Linked DNA regions of Homo sapiens: region 2 is linked to region 1. A link is a loop called in an ENCODE intact Hi-C map of the cell type or tissue named here. Cell type or tissue: breast epithelium. All regions are shown on one strand. Each heading gives the region's core, and the rest is flanking DNA. Links, peaks and the distances in the headings are about the cores only.

The links. Hi-C counts contacts between places; a loop is a spot of excess contacts. Peaks named below come from ENCODE experiments on the same cell type or tissue, not always from the same donor. Only the 100,000 strongest peaks of a DNase experiment are listed, where the experiment ranks them.
Region 2: it touches region 1 in a loop (10-fold over the local background); 2 of 110 quality-filtered maps call a loop at or near these places.

The regions. Positions count from the first base shown.
Region 1 is chr11:134,788,356-134,797,181 of GRCh38, reverse strand. No RefSeq gene overlaps it. Among named protein-coding and RNA genes, the nearest start is that of LINC02714, 57 kb to the right of the region's middle. In breast epithelium, for the core only: no CTCF peak of the experiment used is centred there; no DNase peak of the experiment used is centred there.
Region 2 is chr11:134,602,888-134,611,713 of GRCh38, reverse strand. No RefSeq gene overlaps it. Among named protein-coding and RNA genes, the nearest start is that of LINC02706, 110 kb to the left of the region's middle. In breast epithelium, for the core only: no CTCF peak of the experiment used is centred there; no DNase peak of the experiment used is centred there; H3K27me3 peaks cover 621 bases.

The DNA of each region.
Region 1 (8,826 bases), core at 2,564-7,563:
TCCCTATGTATTCCATTCCATACTTCTGAATTCAGGCTTGCAAGAAAGGCTCCAGCTAAGAATAAAATGTTACTTTTTTTTCTTGCTCCTGTGAACCCATGCAGATATTTTCTTTAGAGAACTTACGAGGAAGAAGAATAGGTAAAAACAAGGGATTTGTATATTTCTACATTTCTGGTACAAAACACCATCGGGATGGTATCAGTGGAGATGGTATCAACAGAGGGGTCCTCTGTAGGCATGCAGCCTGTCTTCAAGGTTACTGGATCCTCCCCCACAGCCCCGTGGAGAGACTTCACAAAGGATCCCAGCCCTATGCATCCTTCAGCCTGCACTCCCCTGATGCCGACAGGGAGAGACAAACACAGATCCCTCCAGCTGGAAGTTCTAAGATAACCTGATGGATACCTGAAGGAGACAGAGCTTCCAGGGTAGAGCTTTCAGGAGCACAGATGGAATTTACAACAAAAAGACAAATTCACTCACGCGTCGCTTTACAACGGGGGTGCATTCTGCAGAATGCAGAGACAGGTGACTTCATGGTTGTGAGAACACCGTAAAGTATACATATACACACCTGGATGGCATAGCCTCCACACCTAGGCTGCGTAGTGTGGCCTACAGTTCCTAGGCTACAGGCCTGCACAGCACATGACTGTGCTGAATACTGCAGGCAGCTGTAACACAATGCTAAGTATTTGTGTATCTAAACATAGAGCGGGGGCCGGGTGTGGTGGCTCATGCCTGTAATCCCAGCACTTTGGGAGGCCATGGTGGGTGGATCTCTTGAGGTCAGGAGTTCAAGACCAGCCTGGCCAACATGGTGAAACCCTGTTTCTACTAAAAATACAAAAAAATTAGCTGGGTGTGGTGGCAGGCGCCTGTAGTCCCAGCTACTTGGGAGGCTGATGCAGGAGAATTGCTTGAATCTGGGAGGTAGAGGTTGCAGTGAGCTGATATCACGCCACTCCACTCCAGCTTGGGTGACAGACCAAGACTCTGTCTCCCAAAAAAATAAAAAATAAAAATAAAAAATAAACATAGAAGAGGTATTGTTAAAAAAAAAAGATGGTATTAAATCTTATAGGACCACCCTCACGTATCCCATCCACCATTGAGGGAAACATCATAAGTGACAGATGACTGTAATATTCAGACAAACAGCCTGTGCCTTTCATTTCTCTCCAGAAGACAATACTCCCCCTCCAGAAGACAATACTCCTCCTCCAGAAAGAAGATAATACTCCCCCTCCGGAAGATAATACTCCCCCTCTAGAAGATAATACTCCCCCTCCGGAAGATAATACTCCCCCTCCAGAAGGAAGATAATACTCCTCCTCCAGAAGATAATACTCCCCCTCCAGAAGATAATACTCCCCCTCTCCTCCTCCAGAAGATAATACTCCCCCTCCAGAAGATAATACTCCCCCTCCAGAAGATAATACTCCCCCTCCAGAGGATAATACTCCCCCTCCAGAAGATAATACTCCTCCTCCAGAAGATGATAATACTCCTCCTCCAGAAGATAATACTCCTCCTCCAGAAGATGATAATACTCCTCCTCCAGAAGATAATACTCCTCCTCCAGAAGATAATACTCCCCCTCCAGAAGATAATACTCCTCCTCCAGAAGATAATACTCCTCCTCTACAAGATGATAATACTCCTCCTCCAGAAGATAATACTCCTCCTCTACAAGATAATACTCCTCCTCCAGAAGATAATACTCCTCCTCTAGAAGATAATAATACTCCTCCTGTAAATGTGCTCAGGCACTGGGAAGGATGTTAAAGTCGTGGGGACAAGAGGCAGCTGTGATACTCCTATCTCTAAACTGGAGACCAGGCTGGGCAGGAGGGTGAGGGCACACCCGGGATCTGTCCTGGGAGCTGCAGAGGGGGAGGGCTGCCTCTCCACGCATTCCCTGTCTCTGCAGGGGCAGATGGCAGACAACCAGGCCCCTCCACCCAGCACCCGGGTCAGTCAAGTTCTGCATTCAGAGGGGGCGATGGCAGCAACCACGTCCCTCTGCATGGCTGCTGGCTTCAAGGGGATATGTACATGTCAGTTCTCCTCTGGAAGGCATGTCCTCCACCCCAACCTGTGCCCTCTGTCAGCCTCCTGGGCCCAGGAAACAGTCAGAGAAAGGAACGGGTGGACAGAAGAGCGCCATGCCTGTATCTGAGCTGCCAGATGGGTCTGTGGGCTGGAGACATTTCCCTGCCCCACCTACCCTGATCCAGGATGGGGAACCCACCATCAGTGCTATGCTTCCCAAAGCAGCAGATTTTAGTTTGTACTTAAATGAAATCCAATGATGACAATTTCTAAATAATATACATCACCAATGCCACATTATAATAATTTTTGCAATGAATATATCCCATTGTTTTATCTTCTACACTGGGGGAAAATAAATGAGAGACCCAAATGTCACACATCAGCTAGAGCAAATTCGGGTCCCCAGAAAGACAACACAGGAGAGGCCAGGGAGCATCACTGAGAGTGTGAATTGCTGGGCTTCCTGTTTATTTCAGCAGGAATCTGGAATCATGCCTGCCCCGGTTAGGATTTTTCCCCTCTGCTCTCCAGACTCAGTTTATGATGAAGCCTCCTAGAGATCCTGTCTACTTGTTGAGGATGCGGCTCTGCCTCTGCTGACGACAGCCTGGCGAACAACAGTTCTACTGGACAGCCTTGGAGAGAGGAACCCGTGCTGCTGGGCTTGGGCAGAGCCTTTCCTAGACCCCTGTGCCAGAGCTGCTGGCAACGGGGGCCAAGTGGCACCCCCTGGATAGCCCTGAACCCCGGTGATCACGTGGCTCATTTGCAGTGGAGACTGGCAGGGGCTGCCCATCCCCATAGGGCCACCATGTAGCACTTCTCCAAACATCTACCATTTTCAGTGAGTTATCGTGTTACTTAATTATGAAAACACTTTTGTAATAACCACTCATTCTGATGAGTTGGCTGCGAGCAGTGCATGGTGCTAATGGCCCATGAGACACTTCAGAGGGACTGAGCACACCAGCCCTGCCTCCTCCAGGTAAACAGAGCTGCTCCCACCTTCAAGCAGTAGGTCTCACCTGGCAGGAAAGGCAATTGACGTGTGCCCTGGAGAAATGAACTATCTTTTCCTCCAAAAAGTACAATGACAAGGATATGACTTCAGGCCAGATTCATAACATCAAAGCCGTGCTGATTCCACCCTGAGCTGCACCTCAGAAACCCAGATGAGCAGAGAGTGATTAGGGAGTAAGGAGCCTAATTACCAGTTACTGTAGCAGCTGATGGGAAAGGGAGGCCTGGATTCTGAAGACCCCACTCTCCATGTTTATGATAGGAATAAAGCACCTTCGGAGGTAAGAAAGCTTGGCTGGCCAGGCACGGTGGCTCACTCCTGTAATCCCAGCACTTTGGGAGGCCAAGGCGGGAGGATCACCTGAGGTCAGGAGTTTGAGACCAACCTGGCCAACATAGTGAAACCCTGTCTCTACTACAAATACAAAAATTAGCCAGGCTTGGTGTTGGGCACCTATAATTCCAATTCAGGACACTGAGGCAGGAGAATCGCTTGAACCCAGAGGCAGAGGTTGCAGTGAGCCAAGATTGTTACAGAAAAGTAAACAAATTATTTCAATAAAATTAACCCTCCTCTCTGCCTCAGACTAGGCTGGAACAGGCCAGGAACCATGGGAAGGGTGGATCTGAAGTCCCCTGGAGTCCCACCTGGAGTCCTTCTGAGAGTCTTGGGAAGGAGAGTGGATGCAGAGGCTGGAACCAGGCAGGGCTGGAGGCCTGAAAGCAAGGGGTTGGCATTTAGACCCAGAAAGTTTGGCTACAGCTGCTGGGCCTCAATTCCTCATCCCAGAGTGTCCCGATATCCTTCAAGCCACGGCCAGTGGGGACAAGATTCTCCTGAGCCCAGGAGCCAAGCCTCTCGGACCAGCCAGCACAGGTGTGACCCTCGGAGTTCTAAGCTGTCTTTACAGTCGGCGTTTCCCTCACAGCCTCAGCTTTGACACGGCATTCACATCCCACAGCCTGGTCACTCTCAGCCAAATATTTTATGTTTTTTACATTTCTCTTAAAAGGTGGCACCCACCTTCAATAGTAAAATGTGATTTTTAAAAGGATTATTTTTCTGCTTAATTTCTTTAAAGTACATGTGACGCTTACAGCAAGAATCACACTGTTATACCGTAAGGCTTATAAGTATTCAGATGTAACACACGGACCATTGCAGCAGAATGGGAACATGACCTTTCTTAATACCTTGTGACACTCGGCAGGAGAGCCAGCTAAGCTGCTTCCTAAACAAGCAGTGTTAACTAATCCCATAAAGCAATTCAGAAACAAAATAGCACATGCATAGTATAGGCTTTTTTTAAAACACAATGAAGAAACCTGAGGGAAGAAATCATAGTGACCCTGGGATCCAGCAGGGCAAATTCAAGCCACACCCTCCAGGTAATGGTGAGGTGCCTGTGAGCAGCCGGTAATGGGTGCAGGTTAATGGACCTTGGGTGTCTATGAACTTGTTACTCTGAGAATATTAATGGGAAATCAAATAGCAAGTCAATTCAAAATTAGCTTTAATTATATTTTGAGATAGAAGCTGCCTCTCAAATCTTCCTAATGCAGATATTTCGAAACAAGAACAATACTAATTTTTAGCAAGTGCTGTTAAGATATGTTTAAATATCATTTCTCATCTGACAACCCTGTTTCAGAAGACTTGGGCAATTCACCTAAGTCACACGTGAAGACAGGAAAAGATGAAAACTTGGTGTATGGGTTTGAAAATATTAACCTCACCCGACAGCGCCCCATCATGCTGTCCCCAGAAAGAGCAGCTTCTGCAGAGGGCAGGAGGAGCCAACCCCATCAGTCATTGCTACTGCCCGTGTCATCGATGTTGTTATCACTAAGTATGACTCGCTGCATCTGTGTGCTGTGTTACAGGCTGGGAGAGGCTCAGGGCCAAACCACAGGTTTGCCAGGCCTGATGGTAAACCAGGCAGATTCAGCTCAAAAGCACAGGGAATCTGACACCTGCAGGGGCAACCCTCAGCCGGGGGAGACAGCAGCTGGTGTGTAAATCCCCACCTCTCCTCTCCTTCAGGTAAACAGCTCTGGCGTCGTACTGTAAGGGTCTCAGAGGCCCCTACAGAGAAGACCCCACGGTCCACTGCAGCTATCATTAGGGCACACCCTTGGTTGGCTTTTTAAAATCAACCTGAGTTAGTTCTAACTTTCGTCTGATTATGCACAGCCATGCACTGTGACGTGGTTTGATAAACGTACACCTGTGTGACCACCACCCGGTACAGAGCCTTCTCCTCACCCTGAAAAGTTCCTCATGCCCTTTGCAGCCCATTTCTCCCTATTCCTATTCATGCTCCAGGTAATTGTAGATGAGTTTTTCAAACCCTAAAATTTTACACAAACAAATCAGTATGAATTGATTAGTTCATACATCCCAACATACTGTTTTTGGGATTCATCCATGTCATTTTGTGTATCGGTGTGTTCCTTTTTTTATTACCAAGCAGTATATCGGTGTACGAATATATCGTTTTTCACCATTTGCCAGTTTATGGATATTTGGGTTGTTTCCAAGTTTGGCTGTGATGAGTAAAACTGCCTTGAATAGTCACATATCAATGTGATCTTGACAACAATTTGTGTCAAATTGAAATTCAGATTTTTCATCTATAGGAAAGTTAGATAATTATCATAGGTACATTTCAGGGTTATTGTAAAGAGTAAATAGAATAATGCATTCCACATATCTGGAACCTGGCCTGTGCCTTTTTCTTCCCACTATACAGGGACCTGGAATCTTTCAGGAAATGTCAGCTTCTAGGTCTGAGCAAGGAATGTACAAGATAAGCCTGGAAGCTATTATTGTGCCAGAAAGGATAAAGATGAATGAGCCTGTTAGTGTCATGTCAGAAAAGACACAAAATATGCTTAACGTTTCTCAAAATAAAATGTTTGAAAACAAAAAGACACAGTCATTTGCTGAAGAAAGCACCGCTGGCCTAAGATGTAACAATTTGACCATAAGATGAATAATGCCTGCAACAGATTGAAACACATCAAATTATCAAATATACAAATCCAGGAATTCTTAATAAATTATTTAAGTGTTTGATGGACCCAGTCATTATAAAATGAACACATTAATACAAAATTTGAAAACTAAAAATAATCTTTATTACACACATTTATGCTTTACAAGTTTAAACTTTACAAGTTTGTATTTCAAATTAGCCATAGTTGAAGAAAAATTTTCCTTTTTACAAATGTTTCATGTACTCACTTGTACCCACGAACTAAACCCATCAATCTCAAGGAGGTAGAGAGTGGAAGAATAGAATAGTGGGTACCAGAGACCGGGAAGGGTGGTGGGGGAAGGGGGAGAGATGAAAAGAGGTTGGTTAATGAGTACAAAATTATAGCTAGATAGAAGGATTAGGTTCTAGTGTTTCACAGCACAATAGGGCAACTATGGTTAACAATAATTTACTGTACTTTTCAAAAATAGCTAGAAGAGAATATTTGGGATGTTTCCAACAAGAAAGGATAAATGTTTAAAATGATGGAGATCCCATTTACCCTGGTGTGATCACTGCAAATTGTATGCGTGTATCAAAATATCACATGTACCCCATAAATATGTACAACTATTATGTATCAATACAAAGCTATTCTTTCTAAAGAAATACAATCTATGAATACAGAAGTAAAGTATAGAATTGGAAAATCAACATTTTGAAACTTCAAATAAAATAATACCCATTGATGGATGTTAAAACCACTAGTGGAAAAAACGATGGAATTTTTTAATGGAGAGAGCAGAGAAACACGGAGCACACTGATCTTTTTTTTTATTTTTTTAAAGGAATCAGTCTTTGAGTCACTGAAAGTGATACAAGCAGACAGCAGCTGGCTTACTGTGTGATGAGAGAGGAAGGTCCCAGCACCACCACGATGGCATCCCTGCCCTCGAAAATGGAGACTGAGTAGAGCCGGTCTAGCTCCAATGATCCGATTATAATAACTGCAGGGCTGAAAACACGAGTTGGTACACTACACAGCAAAGCAAACCACCAAATCCAGAGTGTGAGACCTTCTACATGGAAAATGATGCATTTCTCCAATAAAGCAGCAACAAAGAAAAAAACAGAGAGGAGTCAGGGACCGTCTCAGAGGGAGAGAGATTGAAGAGGTAGATGGTCAAATGCAGTTGGTGGGCTTTGGGCGCTGCTAAGAAACCAACTGCAGAAAGGCACCTCTGAGACAATCAGGGAAATTTGAACAGGGGCTGGTATCAGATTATATATTTATAATTAAAATGTTCATTTAGGAATTAAAGTTGATAATTATAAATTTATAATTAAAAATTGAAGTGTTACAATGGAAAGGAGTTTATGGGGAAATATTATGATTAGTTAGAGATACCTGGTGATGTACTTACAGAACAAATGATAGAATGTTTGGGGATTTGCTTTCAAATACCGCAGAAAAAGAAAAGTGGAGATGTCAATTAAATTTGGCAAATTTAATTGACAATTTAATTGGCAAATATGGAGAATTTGGATAAACTGTTGAAGCTCTGTGATAAGTACAAGAAGATTCACTGTTCTGTTCACCCTCTTTTTGTGTGTATTTTTAAAATCTTACATCATACAAAGTTCAAAAAATGAAAAAATCCTGTTATGAGTGCACCTTGCAGAGCAGGCACCCTGCACACATCACTGGAGGGCTGAGCATCGGGGACTTCTGCCCTTGACAGTCCCCTGATTGGAGCCAGGTGAGTGGCCTCTCTCCTAAAGATTCCGTCGCTCTCCTGCCTCCCAGGTGGTGATCCACAATGCTCAGCCCTAGGCTGGGAGCGAGATAAAAGCCCGGTGCTCACCACGCTCCCACTCTACTGATTGTCCAGCTTGGGAAGTGGTGGCTCAGTGCCGTGGTCCTTTCGAGCTCTCATAGTTGCCTGCGGCCATGATTTGAGGCCACTCTTCCAGGGCTAACAAGAATTCTGGACAGAAATATCGTTGTAATTAAAAATTCATCAGGTTGCACTTTGACCTGCTTCCTTGTAATTGAAAGCCACTTAGTATATAGTTTATTAGTATCATGTTCTACAATATATCGATCATTTTGAAGCAAATCACACCATTTTATTTGGAAGTATTTTTGTTATATAGCTCTAAAAGATAGAAAGATCTTCTTTCAATTATTATTAAAAAAACAAACATACACATGCATATAATCATGTATCTAAAGTATGTGAAAATCAAGAACACACATCAGGACAAGTTGGCCCTCAATGTGCCAGCATCTGTCTCCTAAACACAAGTGTTACAATACATACTCACACTTCAGTGGTTCCATTTAAGAAGCTTAACACTGATGTCTACTTACTATCCATATTCACGCTTTCCCAATTTTTCCAAAAATGTTAGCAAGAGCCTGTCTTACAAACATAACTACAGTACCATTACCACACCTGAAATTGTTAACAGTAATTTATTGAAATCATCAATTAACTCATCAGTTTCATATTTTCCACATAACCTCTTTTTTTTTTTTTTTTTTTTTTTTGAGACGGAGTCTCGCTCTGTCACCCAGGCTGGAGTGCAGTGGCACCATCTCTGCTCACTGCAAGCTCCACCTCCTGAGTTGACGCCATTCTCCTGCCTCAGCCTCCCGAGTAGCTGGGACTACAGGCGCCCGCCACCACGCCTGGCTAATTTTTTGTATTTTTTTTTTTAGTAGAGGGTTTCACCGTGTTAGCCAGGATGGTCTCGATCT
Region 2 (8,826 bases), core at 1,211-6,210, 180 kb after region 1:
ACATCCTGTACTAGTCGATGTGGGCGGGGTTCCCAGGGAAGCAGACTCTGAGCCTCTGAGACTCACGTAGGGAATTACTGAGAAGGGTGGGAATTATTGAGGGAAGCCAGACCGGGTGGGCACGGGGACTGAACTGGGATGCAGCTGCCAAAGAGGTTTTGGCCAGTCTTGTCAGGTGCTCTGGGGCTGGGATGACCCTTCGGCGTATTCCTGTTAAGGCAAGGAAGCCTTTGTAATACTGAAATCATGAGTCATATGATGTGGCTGTTCCCAGGGAGGTGGGTAAACTTGGGAGGTTAATCTGCCTTCAGAAAGGGGTCACTGCTGGAGAAGGCATGGTGATACGCCAACAGCCAGCTCTTGTGGAGCTGGGCATGTGTGTGATAGTCCTGAGGGGGCCCAGGCAGTGCTATGACACCCCTTGTAGAGGTGAGAGGACCAGAAGGCCTCATGTCCCACCTTGTTGGAGAGCATCATGGAACCCATGACAGTGTCCGAACTTCAGAACCAGACCCAGTGAGTTCCCATCCCAGATCCTCCAAAGGGAAAAATACAGCAATAGGGGTCCCCACACCTCTGGCTCGGGCTGTTGTAAAGATTCACTATGTACAATGATGTATTAACAGCCTGCCTTAGGCCAAACACAGACCCACCTCGTGCTCTCAGGGAGTCTTTAGAACGGTGGGAGGGCATAGAAGAGAAGGCAGGCAACTCTCAGAAAGTGTGGGGATGGGAAACACGGCAAGCTCAGGGGCTTGGAGAAGGGGCCCTGGGTTGAACCTGAGGGCAGACGGGAGCTTCTCCCAAGAAATGCTGGGGAAATGCCTGCAAAGTGTCTGGGACTCATTAGCTTCTCAATAATAAAACCCATGGACCGCACGATTCAAAAACTACCAAGCTGGTTTCCCATGGCTTTGCCTGTCTCCTGGGATGTTAAACACGGTTCCGTGTGCACCAGGCCTCGAGGCAGCCAGGGAGACCCCCCATGGGGACTGGCCTGGCTCTCTGGAGCTTTCCATCTGCCTAAGACACTGTCTGAGAAAGGCAGTCCTCAGGGGCCGCACCACAGCTCCTGAGGCTCACACGGCTGCGGAAAGCCAGGCCCGTGCTGCTGGGTGTAGGGCCCAAGCTCCCGGTTCTGCTGTAGCTGCCAGCGATGGCGGGAGGAAGGGAGTGTGGCTGTGGGGAGGGTGTCACAGCAGCCCGAGGGATGCCAAGCCTCCTAGCGCAGGCAGAAAACAGGAGCTAGATCCCTTGTCAGGCACAGGTAGGCTGATAGTGTGTTTGCACAAAGACAGCAAAATGTTACGAAAAGCTAATGCTGAATGAGAGAGATTCAGCACCTCCAGCCCTCAGGGAAGCCGGCAGCCCCCCGGGCGTGGAGCTCCCAGACGGATGGCACCCCTCTGAACTGACAGAGCTTTCTGTGGGCCCCTGCAGGCTGTAGGGAGGGCAGGCAGGAGGGGACAAGTGGGAGAGTAGGCTGAGGGGCTTAGCCGATGTGTCCTTTCCAGGGCCATCTGTGGAAGAGCTGCAGGTAACGTTGGGGCCTCTGCTCCTGACATCTGCAGTCCCGGGCACACACTGATGCACGGCTCTTCTTGAGAGCCCCTCACTCTGCTACATAACTGGGAGATGGACACAGAAGTGCAGAAAGTGGTCCCGGAGTATGAACGAATCTTCCCCAGAGGGACACTTACATCCGAAGCCAGCCCGGGGCAACTGGCAAAATGAGGATGTTTGTCCTCAACATACCTGAGCCCCGCTGGCCCGAGCATTGTCCTCCTGATCCTCCCACCTGCCCCAGCCTATGCCAAGCTCCTCTGGAACCTAACCCACAGCATCTGCTTAAGAGGACCGTCGCGGAGACCGCACCTGCAGGTGTTTCACTCCTTGCTGCTCCAGAACTGCCCAGGTTTAAATCAGCAACCTGACTTCTGATTCTGCCACGTCGGCCCTCACTCTCCCCTACACACAGCCCACACCTTCTTTCCTCCTCCCCGGCATCCCTGCCTGGAGAGCCTGCCTTCCCCTCTCCTAGATGCCCCTGAGGACAGCCTGTTCAAACCCACCAAGCACAACATCCTCCGGTCAGGCTTCCTGATCAGCAGCCAACACCAAAAGCCTGCCTTCCTTGGAGCAGTCCAGCGCGTGCCAACTCCACCCGCACAGCATCTCCACATGCGGTCCCCGCGCACCCAAGGCCGGCTCAGCTGCTGCTCCCCTCCGCGACTCATCTCTCCAGCTCCCGCAGGACCTTCAGCGGCAGGGACCCTCATCCTGAGTGCGTCTGGTGACCTGGAACTCAGTGGGTGTTCAGGAAAAGCACGGGTATTGGTTTCAGCTTCCTTAAGATCTCTTGAAGATAAAAACAAAAACTTTTGTATTCAAAGGAATATCCTCTTGATACTCAGTGTTTGTATACATGATCTGGATGAAGTATCAAGTGAAATCGTCTAAATTAGCGGAGTCATCGAGCCAACACGCCAATGAAAGCTACAAAAGTCCAAAGGTCCTTGATGTATAAAAATTAACAAAAATAATTTTACTTGTGGCAATGTTCTGCACTCAGTGCTAACAGGTAGTCAGCTTCAAAGGACTGAACTTGTTAATAGCTTAAAGTGTGAGTGAACGGGGGTTGTACTTGCTGGTAGGTTGACTACAGCCAATGCTGATGTTCATCCCAGAGTAAACCCAAGTCTTTGTTAATAAAATGCTCAGTGGCGCCATCCAGGGTGGTTGGGGAAGACTAATCATCCCACTCAATTACAGAGGAACAAACATCCAGGAATGGGACATATCCTGAGCACCACTGTGAGGAGGAATTCACAAAGGGGTCATATCCGTGGGGAGCACACAGGGTGATTGATGGGGACCTTGGGATGTGTGAGGCCCATGTCTGTGGGGGCTGTCATAAGAAGAAGGGACCAGAAGCTTAGTCTGGGAAAGAAATGACTCAGATGCAGTGCCGGCTTCCTGGATGTGCAGTCCGGGGCCCTGAGGTGAGAAGGCCTGGTGCTTGGTTCAAGGCTGTGTGGACACCAGCTTGGAAATCTAACCACTTATGAACAAGAGCCCCCGTTTCATTTTGAACAGCGCCCTGGGTTGCATGTCCTGGTCAGAGGGCTGTGGCATGGAAGGTGTGCTTTGTGCTGCTGTGCAGGGGAGAGCTATGAGCATTTGCTTATTCCTTACCTTTTCACAGACTTATGCATTGAGCACTAAGGTAGAGGCTGTTCAGAGGCTGTTCAAACACCAGCAAACCAGTCGGGCAGGGTCTGCTCTGCTGGAGATCATGTTCCAGGGTGGAGAGAAGGTAAAGAAGTAAACAAGAATGTGGGGCAGGATAATTTCAGATTGTGATAATGTTTTAGAGATAAAGAAAAGAGACTACAGTAACAGAGGATGGGCAGAGCTGGGGGATAAGAGACCTGCCTTAGAAAAGGCACCTGAGGCCTGAATCTGAGGGGTCAGTTGTGCAGGCATCAGGAGAGAAATGCTAAGTGGGTACTCATGTCATGAGAAGGTGCCTTGCACACCTGCAGCACAGAGAGGTGCCCGTGGCTGAAATGTCATGGGAGGACAGGGCGGGGAGGGGGTGGTGTGTGGTTACTCTCTGAGGTGACAGAGCTAGCAGGGTCTGGGCTGCATAGGGCCTGGAAGGTTATGATACAGAATTTAGACTTAATTTTAAATGACATAGGAAGCCCTCTCCAGATCTTAAGCAAGGAATAAGTGGGAGAGTTGAGGAGGCTGGTCTGGTGGAGAAACAAGGAAGACATTCACAGTACAGAGCCATGGAATGGGCTGTCATCCTGCATGTGATCAGAAACTGGAGAACCATTCCATAGAAACTGGAGCAGAGGAAAGTCCATGGCAGGTGAGAGGGGGCCTGGATGCTTTCCCGGCTCTCCTCTGGACAACAGGTCAGGAATCCTCCTGAGTAAGATCATTTGATTCAAAATGAGATGCTACTGCTTGCTGGCAGTATAATCTTGGGCAGGGAACCTAGCAGCACGAAGCCTCCAGTTGGTTTGTGTGTTTGTTGTTGTTTTCAATATATACGCTGCAGGTAGCACTTACAACACAAGGACATAGCAGTGATTGAACTACATGGGATGTACAAGTTTCTGAGAATAGTGCCTGGCGCTTAGTGAGGGTTAAGAAATGCAGCTAAGTTATTAGTGACCCATGCAAGTGACATTTTGGAGCATCATTCTGCACAACGTGGACATTAGTCAGCTGGCCTGCGAATAATACCTGCTTTGCTTAAGCAAGCTATGCATCAGTTTTTATATCTGGAAGATGGGATCAAGTCAGTGCCTCATCAGGAGTTCAGTGGGAATGGCAGGAAAGATAGTCTGCCTGATGTCAATGGACCAGGACAGTGGATGAGGTTCAGGAGAATCAGACAGAAACAGCAGCCCAAGACAGGGCAGAAGTTGAGTCAGAGGGAGGCAGCACTAGATCCCAGCTGCTGGGGCAAGGAGCTGTCCAGGTCATGGCTGGACATGTGCATCTTGCTGTCATTCATTCTTCCCTCTGTGCATGTTGGGCTACCGTCGTGCTTGTAGCCAACGCTCGCAGGGACTCTCATAGTTATAAATCTTTCAGCTTATCCCAGCATTCTTGGCTTTAGAATCCAAATCACCAACTGCCAAACCAGGAGAGGAGCAGGTTTCTGAAATATTCTCAGTTGTAAGCATTGAGTGTTCATGTGGGTGGGAGGGAAGAACAGAAAGAGACCTCCAAGATGAATCTGGAGTGGTGCTGTGTATTATAAAATAAGGCAGGTTTGCTAGTAAGTCCATCAAAATCTATACAAATATGAGAAAGTCCCTAGAAAAGGAGAGCAGAGCCCACCTTCAGCACTCCCCACCCTCACAGAACCACACACACTTTCAGAGATGCAGGGCCATTGCCAAGCAATGCAAGATGAGGTTTAAACATGATTGTGCCCTTACTTCATGATTGATAGTTTCTTCCTCCTCTAAGTGAAAAACAAAATAATCCCTTTCTCTAGTCTAGGGAAAATTTGGAACAGGGTGTGTGCCCTTGAAATCAACTTAGAAAAAGCAGATTCAAAGTTCCATTGCCATATGACCTGTAGCCATCACTCCCATCCTCACAACAAGAAAAAAGCTGAACAAACTGAGAAATAACTCTTCTGAGATCTCTCAGAGGATTGAAGTCACGGGCGAAGGATGCTGCAATAGTTGGAGACAGAGGTGGGTACAAAGAATCACAGCTTACTGGGAGCAACATTTCAGGGGCAGAAGCCCTTGCACAGCCGGTTCTTGTAGGAACACTTAAACTGTAATTGACGAATTGCTGGAGGCATGTGACTAGCTTGAGATCCACCGAAGTCAACTTATCTTCAATGGAGGAGCAAAGGCAATTCAATGAAGAAAGAGCGTTTTCAACAAATGGTGCTGGAACAACTGGGCCTCCACATGCAAAAAAGAGAGGAGATCTATACAGAATTCATGTGTCACAAAAATCTCAAAATGGATTATAAACTTAAATATAAAACTCAAAATTTTAAAACTTCTAGCAGGTGACATAGGAGAGAATCTAGATGATCTTGGATTTGGTGATGATTTTTTAAATACAACACCTAAAGCAACACTCCATGAAAGAACAAATTGTGTAAGTGGACATCCGTGAAACTAAAATATTCTGTTCTGTGAAAGACACGGTTAAAAAATGTAAAGACAAGCCAAAGACTGGGATAAAATATTTGCAAAACTCATACTGATAGAGGACTTGGGTATGCAATGAACCCTTAAAGCTGAACAATCAGAAAGTAACCAACTCGGTTTAAAAATGAGCAAAAGATCTGAACAGACACCTCACCAAAGAAGATAGGCAGATGGAAAATGAGCATATAAAAAGATGATCAACATCATATGCCATTATGAAACTGCAAACTTAAACAATGAGATACCACTACACATTTATTAGAATGACAAAATCCAAAACACTGACATCTCCAAATGCTGACGAGAATGTGGAGCAACAGGAACTCTCATTCATTGCTGGTGGGAATGCACAGTGCTATCGCCACTTTGAGAGACAGTTTGGCAATCTTTTACAAAGTTAACTATACTCTGAATATACAATTTAATAATCATATTGCTTTGGTTTCACCCAGATGAGTTGAAAACTTTTGTATACACAAAAACATGCACAAAGATGGTTGCAGCAGCTTTATTTATAATTTCCAAAACTTGAAAGCAATCAAGATGCCCTTCAGCATGTGAAATGTATAAATAAACTGGGGTACATCTAGACTACGGGATATTATTCAGTGCTAAAAAGAAATGAGTGATTGAGCTATGAAAAGATGTGGAGGAAATGTAAAGGTATATTGCTAAGTAAAGATGCCAATCTGAAAACACTACATACTGCATAATTCCAACTATATGGCTGATACAGTTTGAATTTGTCCTCTCTAAATCTCATATTGAGTTGTAATCCCCAGTGTTGGAAGTGGGTCCTTGTGGGAGGTGTTTGGGTCATGGGGACGGATCCCTCTTGGCTTGGTGCTGCCCTTGTGACAGTGAGTGACTTCTCACGAGACCTGGTTATTTAAAAGTGTGTGACACCTCCCCCACCCCTTGTTCCTTCTCTGGCCATGTGAGATGCCCGTTCTTGCTTTATCTTAGTAAGACTGTAAGCTTCCTGAGGCCATGACTGTAAGCTTCCTGAGGCCTCCCCAGAAGCCTAACAGATACCAGCACCCTGCTTCCTGTACATCTGCAGAACCATGAGCCAATTAAACCTCTTTTCTTTATAAATTACTCAGTCTCAGGTATTTCTTTATAGCAATGCAAGAAGAGCCTAACACGATAACATTATAAAAATGGCAAAACTATCGAGATAGTAAAAAGACCAGTGGTTGCCAGGGGTTGGGGGAGAGTGGGAATCATGGGTAGGTGGAGCACAGGCATCTTCAGGTCAGTGAAGCTGTTCTGGGTGACACTATAATTTGTCAAAATCCATAGAACTGTACACAAAGAGTGAGTCCTAATGTAAGCCATGGCCTTGAGTTAGTAGTCAGGTGTCAAGACTGGCTCCTCAGCTGGGTGCAGTGGCTCACACCTGCAATCTCAGCACTTTGGGAGGCTGAGGTGGATGGACGACCTGAGGTCAGAAGTTCGAGACCAACCTGGCCAACATGGCAAAACCACATCTCCATTAAAAAAAAAAAAAATTAGCCGGGCTTTGTGGTGCCTGTCTGTGGTCCCAGCTCCTCGGGAGGCTGAGGCAGAAGAATCACTTGAACCTGGGAGGCAGAGGTTGCAGTGAGCCAAGATCATGCCACTGCACTCCAGCCTGAATGACAGAGTGAGACTAGTCTCAAAAAAAAAAAAAAAAAAGACAGGCTCATCAATTGTAACAGATGGACCACACTCATGTAAGATGCTGATAACAGGGAAGATGGTGTGCCACAGTTGTGGGGGACGGGGTTGTGAGTGAGAACTCTCTGCACTCTCTGAGCAATTTCTCTATAAACCTAAAACTGCTCTACAAAATAAAGCCTACTAATTGTCTTAAAGAGTATGTTTATTTATGTTTTGTTATTTTGTTTAAATAAAAAATCCTCCATAGCCAGGGCTTTCCAGGGATGATAGTGCCAATGTAATTCAAGACATTAACTGAAAAGGGAGAAAAATTACATAATCTTCACAATTTTTTAAAAGCATTTGTTAAAATTCACAATAAAAAAATCGTAGAAAGTTAGAAATACAATGAAATGTCATGAATCTTATAAATTGTATCTATTTTGTTGAATCACGTGAAATTTCCTTTCTTGTAAATCAAATCCCAAAAGTGAATATCATACTTACACTGAATTATTGAAAAAACAAGGAAAGGATGCCGCCTTTTATTCCTTCTATTCAATACTGTACTGGAGTCGCTAGTCAGTGCTTAGGACAAGATAAAGAAATGAAATTCATGTGGAGGGGAAAGAAAGAAAGAAACTTACCTATAAACAACATGATCATGAACATAGAACCAGAAGTCACATAACATTTTCAAAGTTAGTAAGTAGTTTTGTTGTGGAGATTCTCTTTCTCTGTCTCTCTTTCTCACACACACACACTCTCATTCCCTTAGCATAGCCTGGCACCAATCCTCCATCCAAACTGTAGCACAAGGTAAAAAGTTTTATGTTGAGGATATTTTGGAGGATGTCAAGCAAGTCAGTGACTCATCTGTGCTCAGCACAGTGGTAGCCTTCATTCTGTGTCACTCTAGTGGAAGGCTTGCTAGCGAGCCTTCCCTGCAGTATGATGGGTTCATTGTGTGGAGAAGATCTGTTCATTTTGTTATCCCCAGCATCTGGCAAAAGATGGCTTAGAAAAGGGCACTACAAGTGTTTGTGCCTGTTGAATTATGTAACTTACTTATCTCACTCCTGAGGTAGGAATATAGAATTAACTCCCTTTAAGGTAAAATATTCCCAGGCTCTCAGTAAAACGTGTGATCTTACAGAGCTCTGGAGCCCACATCGCTTTTGACCCTACTCAAATGTATCAGCTCTGGAGAGGATCTCCTGTCTCCAGCCCTAGGCTGTGTGCTCTTCCATTGCCTGAATGTGTGGTGGAGCTCCAGCTTACCTAAAACTTCTACTATGGTATAATCCATACCCAATAAAATATTCCAGACAGTAAAGGAAATACATACATCTTAGGGAAAAGAAAATTTAGTGAACTCCATAAAATGCAGGTCAATCTCACTTTGAGCATATTCACTGAGATCTTTTATACCTTCAAACAATTAAATCAAGGACCCAACTTACATAAATGGCTGCCTCTT